4 separate regions of the Homo sapiens genome follow, and regions 1, 3 and 4 are each linked to region 2. A link is a loop called in an ENCODE intact Hi-C map of the cell type or tissue named here. Cell type or tissue: PC-3. All regions are shown on one strand. Region 1 overlaps RAD51B (RAD51 paralog B). Region 2 overlaps RAD51B (RAD51 paralog B). Region 3 overlaps RAD51B (RAD51 paralog B). Region 4 overlaps RAD51B (RAD51 paralog B).

Region 1 (2,500 bases), 67 kb after region 2:
AATTAAAAGAGAAAAAGAGTTAAATTTGGCAAATAATTCTTAAAGGAAAGACTAGTAAATATAATGAAAAAAATTTACTCCAAAGATTTACTATGCTGAACTGTAAAAATAATAATTAGTATTTTGTACCTATTGGTTACAGCACCTTTTATGCTTCGGACTATGAGAACTTTATACTTTCATTAGTTTTCACAACATGCCTGTCAGGTTGGCTAGTGGACTAGGACTTTTTTCTTCATGTATAGCTGGAGAAACTAAAAAAAAAAAAAAAAAAGAGCAGAAATAATGTACCTGGTCTTCCAGTAGGCCATTAAAATGAAGCTGAAAACAGAATACAGATCTCAACTTTTGGTTTACACTCTCTCCCCTATACTATCATCACCATCATTTTCATAACAATCATTGGTAGGTTACCACTGGGTATCGGGCACAATATTCATGGTACTGTGCCAGGCCACCCTCTTACAGCATAAGATATTAATGCCGAGATCATTGTAAAGGGGGAGGTATGAGTAGGGAACTTTCTCTAAAGCCTTTCAGCTATTTCTTTTATGTACTATGCTTACCAAATTAGATGGATTATTATACAGCATGCAAAACTAAAAATAATTTTATAAAGTACTTGCAACTTCGAGTATAAAGCCAATGAGAAAATATATTGTAGTAAAGAGAGTTGTTTTTAATCATTACTAAAAAAGGAAGTTTAATGAGGGAGACAAGAGCTGGCATGAGACTTAGAGCCCTGCACCACCAGGTTACCAGTACAAATCCAGTCCAGTCTTGGACTGACTAGAAGTTACTTTGATAAAATACTGTTTTGTTGGCTAGTGTGAAATAATGAGTCTGTTTCATGCCAGTTCTCACAAGACAAGAATTTACCTCACAAAAATAAATAGTACTTCTGACCCTAATAAAACTCTTTACCCAAGAGGAAAAAAAATGCATATGAATAAAGTGAATTTCTGCCTACCAGCCACTGTCTTCCCCATAAAAGCGGCCCCATTTTCACTGTTCCACCCAAATCAGTAACCTCTAGATGGCCATTATCTCTGTCTGGCAAAGCTTGCATGCCACTATGTAGTCCTATTTTTCTTCTGAGATGAACTATAGAGGTTTCCAGGTTTTTAAACATAATGTTAACTAGTACAAAGTTCCCAACAAGTTACTAATGGGACAAAAGAATAAATTTCATTTTAAAGTGATTTTAAAATCTCCATACAGAAGAACATCTGAAAGTACTTAAGAAATATACTTAAGTCCCTGTTGGTTGAAAGAAAAAAACAACCCTCCGTTTTACTCCATAAAGATTATTGAAAATACCATGCGATTAATGCTATTTATATGGCACTGAGTTCAACTCCAAAGGTAACACTTAACCACACTCTATTTACCAAGTTAATCTACCAGATTTGTTTACTTTGTCTGATTTACTAAGACAAATACGTGAGTGTCTAAAATGTTTTATCTGGCCCTGGGAAAGGAAAACTAAAGGAGTGTTGTGCTTTTATTAATAGATAAGTGCAAACAGGCCCATCCTATCAAATGAACAGCTAGGACCTTTGGCCACTGTTTACTGAAAATAAAATTAGGCTTGGCTGGCAGGTATTTATCAGATCTGAGAATAATTAACTACCCACATCTGGTACATGTTACTGAAAATGCTAGTGGGAACCATTACCTTTGGTAAGGGTTATTTTTCCTGAACAGCTAACATCCCCTCACAAACTATTGGAATGCACTCCCAAACACACTCAGAGCAACACCAAAAGCAGTTCCAAAGCTGTTTTCCCACTTCAACCCAACAGAAAAACAGTTTTAGAAATCTAAAAGAAATCACCAAAACATGGCTGGTTCCCACCACACTCCACAATGCTCACCAAGGGGATCACTAGCCCCAGAAAGCCCGCGGAGCTTTGCAAACACACAAGGGTCATTTTAACTTAACAATAACATTTTGCACTTTAAATCTTGTTTGTTTTTTAAGGACTTCAGGGAACTTCACCAATGTAGTATAAAATAAGTATAGTTTTCACAATTCAAAAGGAGAGCCTATGAGCCCACAGCTCCCATTATTAGACAGTTGAAAAGGCAATAATCAAATTCACGTACACTGTGCCTAGTTCATTTCTCTTCCATCCTAACAATTTCATTACCAGGTGATAGTCTTCATGATTTTATTAAAGGAAAGGAAATGCTCTAAGGCATTTATATAAATAAGGAATGCAAAGTAAATTGTTTTATATCATAGAAGTAAGAGACAGGAAATTTAAGGGCTCTGTAATTACTTTCCTGTGAAATTCTAAATAAGTCACTTGTTTAGTCAAGTGACCTGTCATCTCTGCTCTGTAAAATTGGGAATACCAAGCCCTATCACAAAGCAGTAAAGAGGAATAAACTGCTGATGGCACCAGGAAAATGTTTGTAAACAGATAAGAAATTTCAAATCTTCAAGAACATTTCTTCTCAAGAAAAATAGGACCATATTAATAATATATTAATT
Region 2 (2,500 bases):
GGGAAAATATTAGTACCATGCTTAACTAATAATAAGCACTATCTGTGTGTTTACTGTTGCTGTTCTTGTTAGGGGGTTATAATCTGGCCTGTACTCCATCTAAATAGATATAAAAATAAGTGGTCACAATGAAATTCTACTGTCTAAACAACCAGCTTACAATATCTAACATTACATTAAGAAATGAACATACCCAAGTCTCCTAATGCACACAAAAATATTCTGCTTCAAACACATGAATGAGCCAATGGCCTGTGGATATAGCCCACATCCCAGCATCTGAAGACGGTATGCTTAAAAGCTTTTGGCAATATCTTCTAGATTTTTCTATAGACCAACATCAAGCCAATTTATCTGACCTCCTTGATCTACATAGCCCTTCCAGTACCTACAGCTATTTTTCTAGAGGCCTGAATGAGTCAGAACAAGAAAATGATTAATCAACTTGGAGAGATTTGAAAGCTGGAAGGGAGCCATCCTGTGAGTAAAAGCTCAGAGCTGTGGGACTGCAGCAGTTGGAAAGTTAGGGGATTTCCATGGTTGAAAACATTTGGCTGGCTTGCTATGGTCCTCTGACCTTGCAATAAGACAGACCAGACCAAGCTGGTGATTTACCTCTGACAATATCCTATGTCTGCTGACTCTGGCTGTTCACTCTGACTTGACAAAGTCAAAGTTATTCCCCCTGAGCCTTATGACTTTGGAACTGGCTCAGAAAATTTTCCTGTTTTTTCCTCCCAATGGATATCATTCTCAGACCTTGGCTTCACTTTTATGTACAGCGAGGCTTAAATTAAAAGTGTATGCAATGCACCTAGCACAGTGCTTGGCAAAAAGTTAGGTGGGTCTGCTCCTTTTTTAGGCCAGGTTGGTTTCCCAGCACCTGGGGGATATAGCACCATCTTGCTTTTCTTTTCTTTTTTTTTCTTTTTGCCAGTTGTTAACCTGCCAGTACCATTTAAAATCACTTTTCCTGCTTAAGGTTTGTATCACTTGCCACTGCTCCTTATTTCATCTATTCAAATTCTTCCAATTCCCTTTACTGGGGACTTGATTTCTGAAGTTGCTTATTTTGAAGATACTACTCTAGTATTATCTAACTTTTATATTCCAAAAGTACTACAGACACTGTTGTTGTCTTTTGTTTGCTGTTTAACATGTAATATTTTACTGATGTCAGGAAGGCTTCTCATATTTCCCAACTATTTATCTCTACGAGTGATGACTCTACTTCCATTTTCTTGCCCTTTTACTTTGTGTACACTGCCCTCTTTCTTCTTTCTTTCACTTGAGCATATGAATCACTTGGATTTTATTACTATTTATTATCATCTCTTTCTTTCCTGAGTCTGCTTTCTGTTCCATCACTGCATTTATATTACATTCCTGTGTCTACTATCAATAATAAGTTCAGCAAGATATTCTCATGCCTGATGATTGTTTATTGGTCTCCTGTCCCTGTTTCTCTCATTAACATCATTTATTTTCCCTGTATAATTTTTTCATTACCTTAGTAAAGAAATAGGGTTAGGCAAAGCTTTCTGCTTCTCTTCTCTACTAGAAAAGATCCAAGTCCTTCTCCATTCATTAAACATGGTCACATGTCTCATATATACATACAAATATATACATGTAAACCTTCACTGTGAGAATTCTTATCCATTGATTTGTAGATCACAAGGAACTTGTTGAGCAATGACAGCTGCTGCTTTTCAATGCACTGGCATGGTTGGGAGGGGGCTGGGGATTTTGCCTTTTGGCACACAAGTCAATAAACACATTGGAGATTAACAGCAAAGAGATAAGAAGCTTGGGTGTGGGGAGGACTAGAATGATGGTTTAGGGGAAAAGGAAAAAGGAGGGAATTTCAGGAAAAGGAATCGAAATTATAGATCAAATGACCAGATAACAAAAAGAAGGGGAGAGATTCAATAAGGTTGGAGGAAAGATTTAGAGAGAAAACAAGATTGGAGGAAGGAAAGTGGAGTGGTTAAGGATAAGAAAGAAATTAGGAACAGAGGCAAAGAGAGAAGAAAAAGGTGGCAACCAGCTGGTCATCCACTTGAGAAAGAAAGCATGAAGGAAAATATTTAAGAATAAGTAAATACAGTTGAGAAAACATTCCAAATCAATGTGTCATCCTCCTTTTAAAATCCCCTTTGTTATTAAAATATACCATCCACAATATGGCTTCTTGCTACAAATCCCTCAGCGGATAGAAGTAGAAATATCCCTCTAGCTATTTGTTTTGAGGTCAGTTACCCTAGTCAAAGCCCTCAAAGACTCAAATCCTGTCAGTCTACACAACTCAAAAGTGAGAAAGTAACTGGGATGTTCTTCTGACAGTTTAACTCCAATGACTGGCCCTAATGTTGACCTTCCATGTGTGATAATGATGATAGTAATTTTTCTCACATCAAAGAATTTTTTAAATTTATTCTACTCCAAGCAACTACAATGACCAAAGATGCCTCTTGCTAGTTACTGATTTACATTTTAA
Region 3 (2,500 bases), 59 kb after region 2:
CCATAATTACAAAGATGCCCTGCAGAGTAAGTTTCTAGTGGTTAAGATTTCAGTGGCTAGAAGTATCCCTTTCATGGACCAATATGTGGCCACAGATGTTAATATAATGACCTACATAGGAGTAGTTTGTATATTTTACTGATCTTAAGACTTTTACTCATCTTAAGACTGTTTCAAAGCTATGCATTCTTCCTTGAGTAAACATTTATCTGTGCAGTTGAATGGTTCCAGCCCAAGGAAAGAAGCCAGGAACATGGGTACTCCCTAATAGTCTGCTGCTGCTTCAATATGACAACAAGGGAGTCATTTCTCCTCTAAGTTCTCTCTACTGAGGAACTGAGACAGTCTATGAACCAGGACCAAGACCTTTCCACAAAATTACTCATATTGCATGTGATTCTTATCCCACAGAAGGTGCCAAGACCCAGGAATCCAAATCAATGAATAGTCACTCGTTCTTGTCACCTCTCAGATCCTGAGTAGGACTTCTCATTCAAAATCTACAGCCCAAAAGTTAATTCCCCACTTAGGTCTCACTGTACTTACTGGCTGCTGTCTTGGATAATAAAATCTTGGATTCTAAGGCCAGAGTGTTCCCACAGGCAGTATAGAAAGATGGCAATCAGCTCTTTGCAAAGAATATAAAGAATATTTTTCTATCTTGAAGTCTGACCTTATGTGGAAAAAGATCAAAGACCAAAATGTATTAACTACAAATGGCTCTAGCCAGCCCTACTTGGCTTTATATTATAAATAAGAAACAAAACAATACCTCCATGAGTTAAACACTGAGCTAAGTATACATGAGTGTACACTTATTTGAATTTGCCACTGACTTGCTGCAGAACTTTTGGCAAGTAAAACTTCTCTGAGTTCTACTTCTTCACCTGTAAAATTTAAAAATGATACTTTACAAACTAGGTTTTCACAAGCAATAAACTTTAAAATGCCTTGAAAAAATGCAAATGCCTGGAGCTGTATAATTAGCCACATCATCTTCAGACTAAAACAAAGGCCTAACTCCCTGTAATCCAGGTGTCCCTACACTCAATAATAAGAGACCTTGGAGATTTGGCTCAGAAATGAGTACACAGACTACAATACAGGAAGGGCAAACTACTGGGAAGGGAGGCCAATACTAGTTAATCATTCACAGGATTAAGTGTCTTATTTCTCTTTCATAACATAGGCTTGACTAGCTAGAAAGTTACCCAGCCAAGCACAAAAAGCCATCAGTGGTTAAAAGAAAATAATTGAATGAGAAAGGAACCATGGTTCGGGTCACATCATTTTAATTCTCTTAAGCTCTTTCTTTAAGGGCTTTTTTTTTCCACTTGAAGTTTGGGAAATATCAGTCAATCTAAATATATAGAAATTCAATTATTCTCCTTGCCTATATAACCTCTTAAATATTGTATAAATGAGCTCCCACAAGCTTATGGAATTTTATGGAGGAGTTTGGCAAGAGTTCACAATCCTGTTCTTAGCTACTTGCAAACGGTTATGTGACTTAGGAAAGCCTCTTAATCTAGCTAACCTTCTTATTCTCCAAATTAGAAAATAGAAATTATGAATTGGGCCCTGGCTAATGAAGGGACAAACCTGTCGGTATCTGGCTCTGTTTACATTTTGCAATGTGGTCAGAGGTTAAGTCAGTAAGGACGGGACAAATACACATGTAATAGATTAAGAATGTAATGACAGAAAATCATACAGGATCTACAACCTCCTAACTACTGACAAAGGATTTCTCTACCTTTTCAAAATGAGAACTAGGCGATTTAAGGGAGGAGGGAAGGTAAAAAGTGACACTGAGGGAGGTACAGTTGAACTGAAGACCTAACAGAATTTACTAGAAAGGAATGTATTAAAATTGACTGGTGGATATGCACATTTAAACATGGCTATGATACAGAGGTGTTGAAATATTTAGTATTTTCATCAGCCTAAAATAAGAATGAGAAATATGGCTGGGTGTGGTGGCTCACACCTGTAATCCCAGCACTTTGGGAGGCTGAGGTGGGTGGATCACTTGAGGTCAGGAGTTCGAAACCAGGCTGGCCAACATGGTGAAACCTTGTATCTACTAAAAATACAAAAATTAGCAGGGCTTGGTGGTGGGCATCTGCAATCCCAGTTACTTGGGAGGCTGAGGCAGGAGAATCTCTTGAACCCCGGAGGCAGAGGTTAAAGTGAACCGAGATCGCCCCATTGCACTCCAGCCTGGGCGACAGAGCGAGACTCCGTCACACACACAAAAAAAGAATGAGAAATATGACAAACAAGATGAAAGGTAATCACTGCCTACAAAACACTGCATTTAATATTTTCTTTAGAAACTAATAAAATTACAATTCCTAGTAAAAGACACTGTAGGCTGGGTGCGGTTCTTATGCCTGTAATCCCAGCACTTTGGGAGGCCGAGGTGGGTGGATCACCTGAGGTCAGGAGTTTGAGACGAGCCGGGCCAACATGGTGAAACACTGTCTCTACTAAAAAT
Region 4 (2,500 bases), 150 kb after region 2:
TGTATTTTACTTGAACTCTTAGCTGAATTCAGAACCATAAAACACTCCCTTCTTTTTCAAACTCTCTCTTCCTTTGGCTTCCTTAACTATACACTCCTGATTTTCCTCATACTTCTCCAGTCCCTCCTCTCTTCAGTCCCTTGAAAAAGCTGCTCATAAGGTTGCTATACTAGGCCCTCTTCTCTATGCATTCTCCTTGGATAATGTTATCTACTTCCTTGATTTCAATTAAACTAGCTATATACCCTGAAGAACACCCAATCTATACATCCAGCCTAAATCTCTCTGTGTCTCTAGAAATGCAGACACTGTCTAAAGAACAGGAGGTACAATAAGGAACAAAACAGACACAATCCATTTATTTCCCAAGTTCACTGTCTAACTCTTCCTTGTGGATGTCTCAAAGGCAGCTCCAATTGGAAATGTCAAAAGCTGAAGTCAATTATCTGCTCCTATTCCAAAAGAAAGGACAGTTTTTCCTACTCTAGTCCTCATCTTAATGAAAGCCTGGAAATTATTCTTGACGCCTTCCTTTCTCCAGTTAATCACCAAATCCTAATGTTTTACCTTCTAAATATCTCTGTATAAAATTTCTTATAATTCCACTGTCACTACCAAAACCCAGGCAACCATCATTTCTCACCAATGTTATAGCTAGCAGCTTCTTAACTGGTCTACCATCAGACTTATTATCCACGGATTTTTTTTAACATACTGCCATAAGACACACACAGCAGCGTACAAGTCATCAGTATTGAGGCAGGCATATATATAGCAGGGGTTCAATATATTTTTGTTGAATGAATGAATCAATCAACCAACCAACCAATCCAGACTCCAAGGGTTACCTTTGCTGTTTCTTCAAAAATTTCCCCCAAATTGAGCAGTGGTCTTTGGAAAACAAAATATTACCCCAACATTTATGCCTTTGTTTTGCTCTGCTCCTCATGATTACAAATATTGGGGAAGTGCATCAGACTGATGAAAGCTGTTCAGGATCCATATTTAAACTCCAGTTGTGTAGGACCACCATGTATGTCCACAGCAGTTGTTCTGAACTGGGGACAATTTTGTCCCCCAAGGGAGTGCTGCTACTGGCATCTAGTGGGTAGAAGTCAGAGATGCTGCTAAATATCCTACAATGTACAGAACAGCCCCCAGTGACAAGGAATTATCTAGTACAAAATGTCCATAGTGCCCCAGAGGTCTATAGTTTCAAAAACAAGGCACTACCAAAAGCACTATTTCAAAATGTCACAGGATTAGGATGTTACAACAAGACAATAAACCTGTTAACTTCCTCTGTAAAATGAGATATGACACTTTCCATTTTCTAGGGTAAAAGTTAATGGGTTTCTCAGATTTTAAAAAACAGAGATAAAGTTTAAATAATGCCTTAGTGTTCCAACTTTAGGAATTTAAAAAATATTTACAACAAGTTCTAATAAGATTTATTAATTTCTTTACTGAAGGCTTCATTTTCTGCTCACTCCCAACAAAAATAAACACAATACTAAAATACCCCAACATGCACACACGTACACACTCAATGTCTTATCATTGCTTCTTACAGCTTTGGGAAACAAAAAGATTGTTTCTTTCTCACGTTCCCTCTCTGTCTTTTTCACTCTCTTTATTTAACCAACCATAATGTTGGTTATCGAGTTGTAGAGTAAGTTAATATAGTTCATAATGTAGTTATGGAGTAAGTTTTATTGTCGCTTGTACTTGTTAATGTGTTCCCATTCTCAAGATAAAAAATAAATAAGCAGAACTCTTCATGTTTCTCTCAGAAAACAAAAAAAATGCCAAAAACCTAAATTAATATGATTTACTTGCATGAATGGCAACTTACTTTTTTTCTATCAAGAAATATGAAATATTCTCCATTTTTATCTTTAATAAGTAACCACCAAACCAATGCTAATATATATCAGTTCTAATGGCTTTTTTCTACTAATTTTCTTTCCTAGATATCACGTTTTTAAGTATTGTACAATTTTCTGCACAACATCAGAGTAGGCTAAGAAACCAGCAGTTATGATACAACGAGCGCAAAATTTAGGGGAAAAGAATACTCCAGTGATCGAGTATCAAAACCTCCATTGCTTGCTGTGACAATATTCCTTTTTTGTGCTCCAGGCAATATCATCAAGATTTAGAGTAATCTGACATAAGTCAACAAACCTACTCAATGACTTTGTTGTGTGATTATTGCATCCAGTTACTACCTTCAGAGTTTGTGATCATTAAATGTACCAGCTGTGTCCTAAACGGAATTATCTGATACAGGCTGAAATTATATAGAAAGACCCTAAAATCAAAAAGTAAAACTGCTTTCATAATCTCTACTCCTCTCACTCTAAGATCTTAGGTGGTTCCCATTTTTTTAACCTCACTTTATTAAAAGATACCGTTTTCATGAACGCTATTTGAATCTCACCAAATAAAGTTTGTCTCTTCTAATTGAAACATAGGATATGTCACAATAACTGAAATC

What was found. A loop is a pair of places that touch in the nucleus more often than their neighbours do. Peaks named below come from ENCODE experiments on the same cell type or tissue, not always from the same donor. Only the 100,000 strongest peaks of a DNase experiment are listed, where the experiment ranks them.
Region 1: it touches region 2 in a loop (2.8-fold over the local background); 4 of 110 quality-filtered maps call a loop at or near these places.
Region 3: a loop joins it to region 2, with 3 times the contacts of the local background. A loop is called at or near these places in 6 of 110 quality-filtered maps.
Region 4: it touches region 2 in a loop (3-fold over the local background); 13 of 110 quality-filtered maps call a loop at or near these places.

What each region holds. Positions count from the first base shown.
Region 1 is chr14:68,163,943-68,166,442 of GRCh38, reverse strand. The region is part of intron 7 of RAD51B (RAD51 paralog B); the gene reads right to left. All of the region lies in intron 2 of LOC105370546 (a long non-coding RNA gene), which reads left to right. Among named protein-coding and RNA genes, the nearest start is that of RAD51B, 350 kb to the right of the region's middle. In PC-3, no CTCF peak of the experiment used is centred here; no DNase peak of the experiment used is centred here; H3K27ac peaks cover 2,072 bases.
Region 2 is chr14:68,230,794-68,233,293 of GRCh38, reverse strand. All of the region lies in intron 7 of RAD51B (RAD51 paralog B), which reads right to left. Among named protein-coding and RNA genes, the nearest start is that of RAD51B, 410 kb to the right of the region's middle. RefSeq lists enhancers at 312-681, 1-1,147. In PC-3, a CTCF peak has its summit at 1,244; DNase peaks (open chromatin) are centred at 503, 1,253 and 2,183; H3K4me3 peaks cover 1,753 bases; H3K27ac peaks cover 2,500 bases.
Region 3 is chr14:68,171,475-68,173,974 of GRCh38, reverse strand. All of the region lies in intron 7 of RAD51B (RAD51 paralog B), which reads right to left. Among named protein-coding and RNA genes, the nearest start is that of RAD51B, 350 kb to the right of the region's middle. In PC-3, no CTCF peak of the experiment used is centred here; DNase peaks (open chromatin) are centred at 1,124 and 1,664; H3K4me3 peaks cover 568 bases; H3K27ac peaks cover 2,417 bases.
Region 4 is chr14:68,083,059-68,085,558 of GRCh38, reverse strand. All of the region lies in intron 7 of RAD51B (RAD51 paralog B), which reads right to left. Among named protein-coding and RNA genes, the nearest start is that of RAD51B, 260 kb to the right of the region's middle. In PC-3, a CTCF peak has its summit at 1,100 (motif pointing left); no DNase peak of the experiment used is centred here.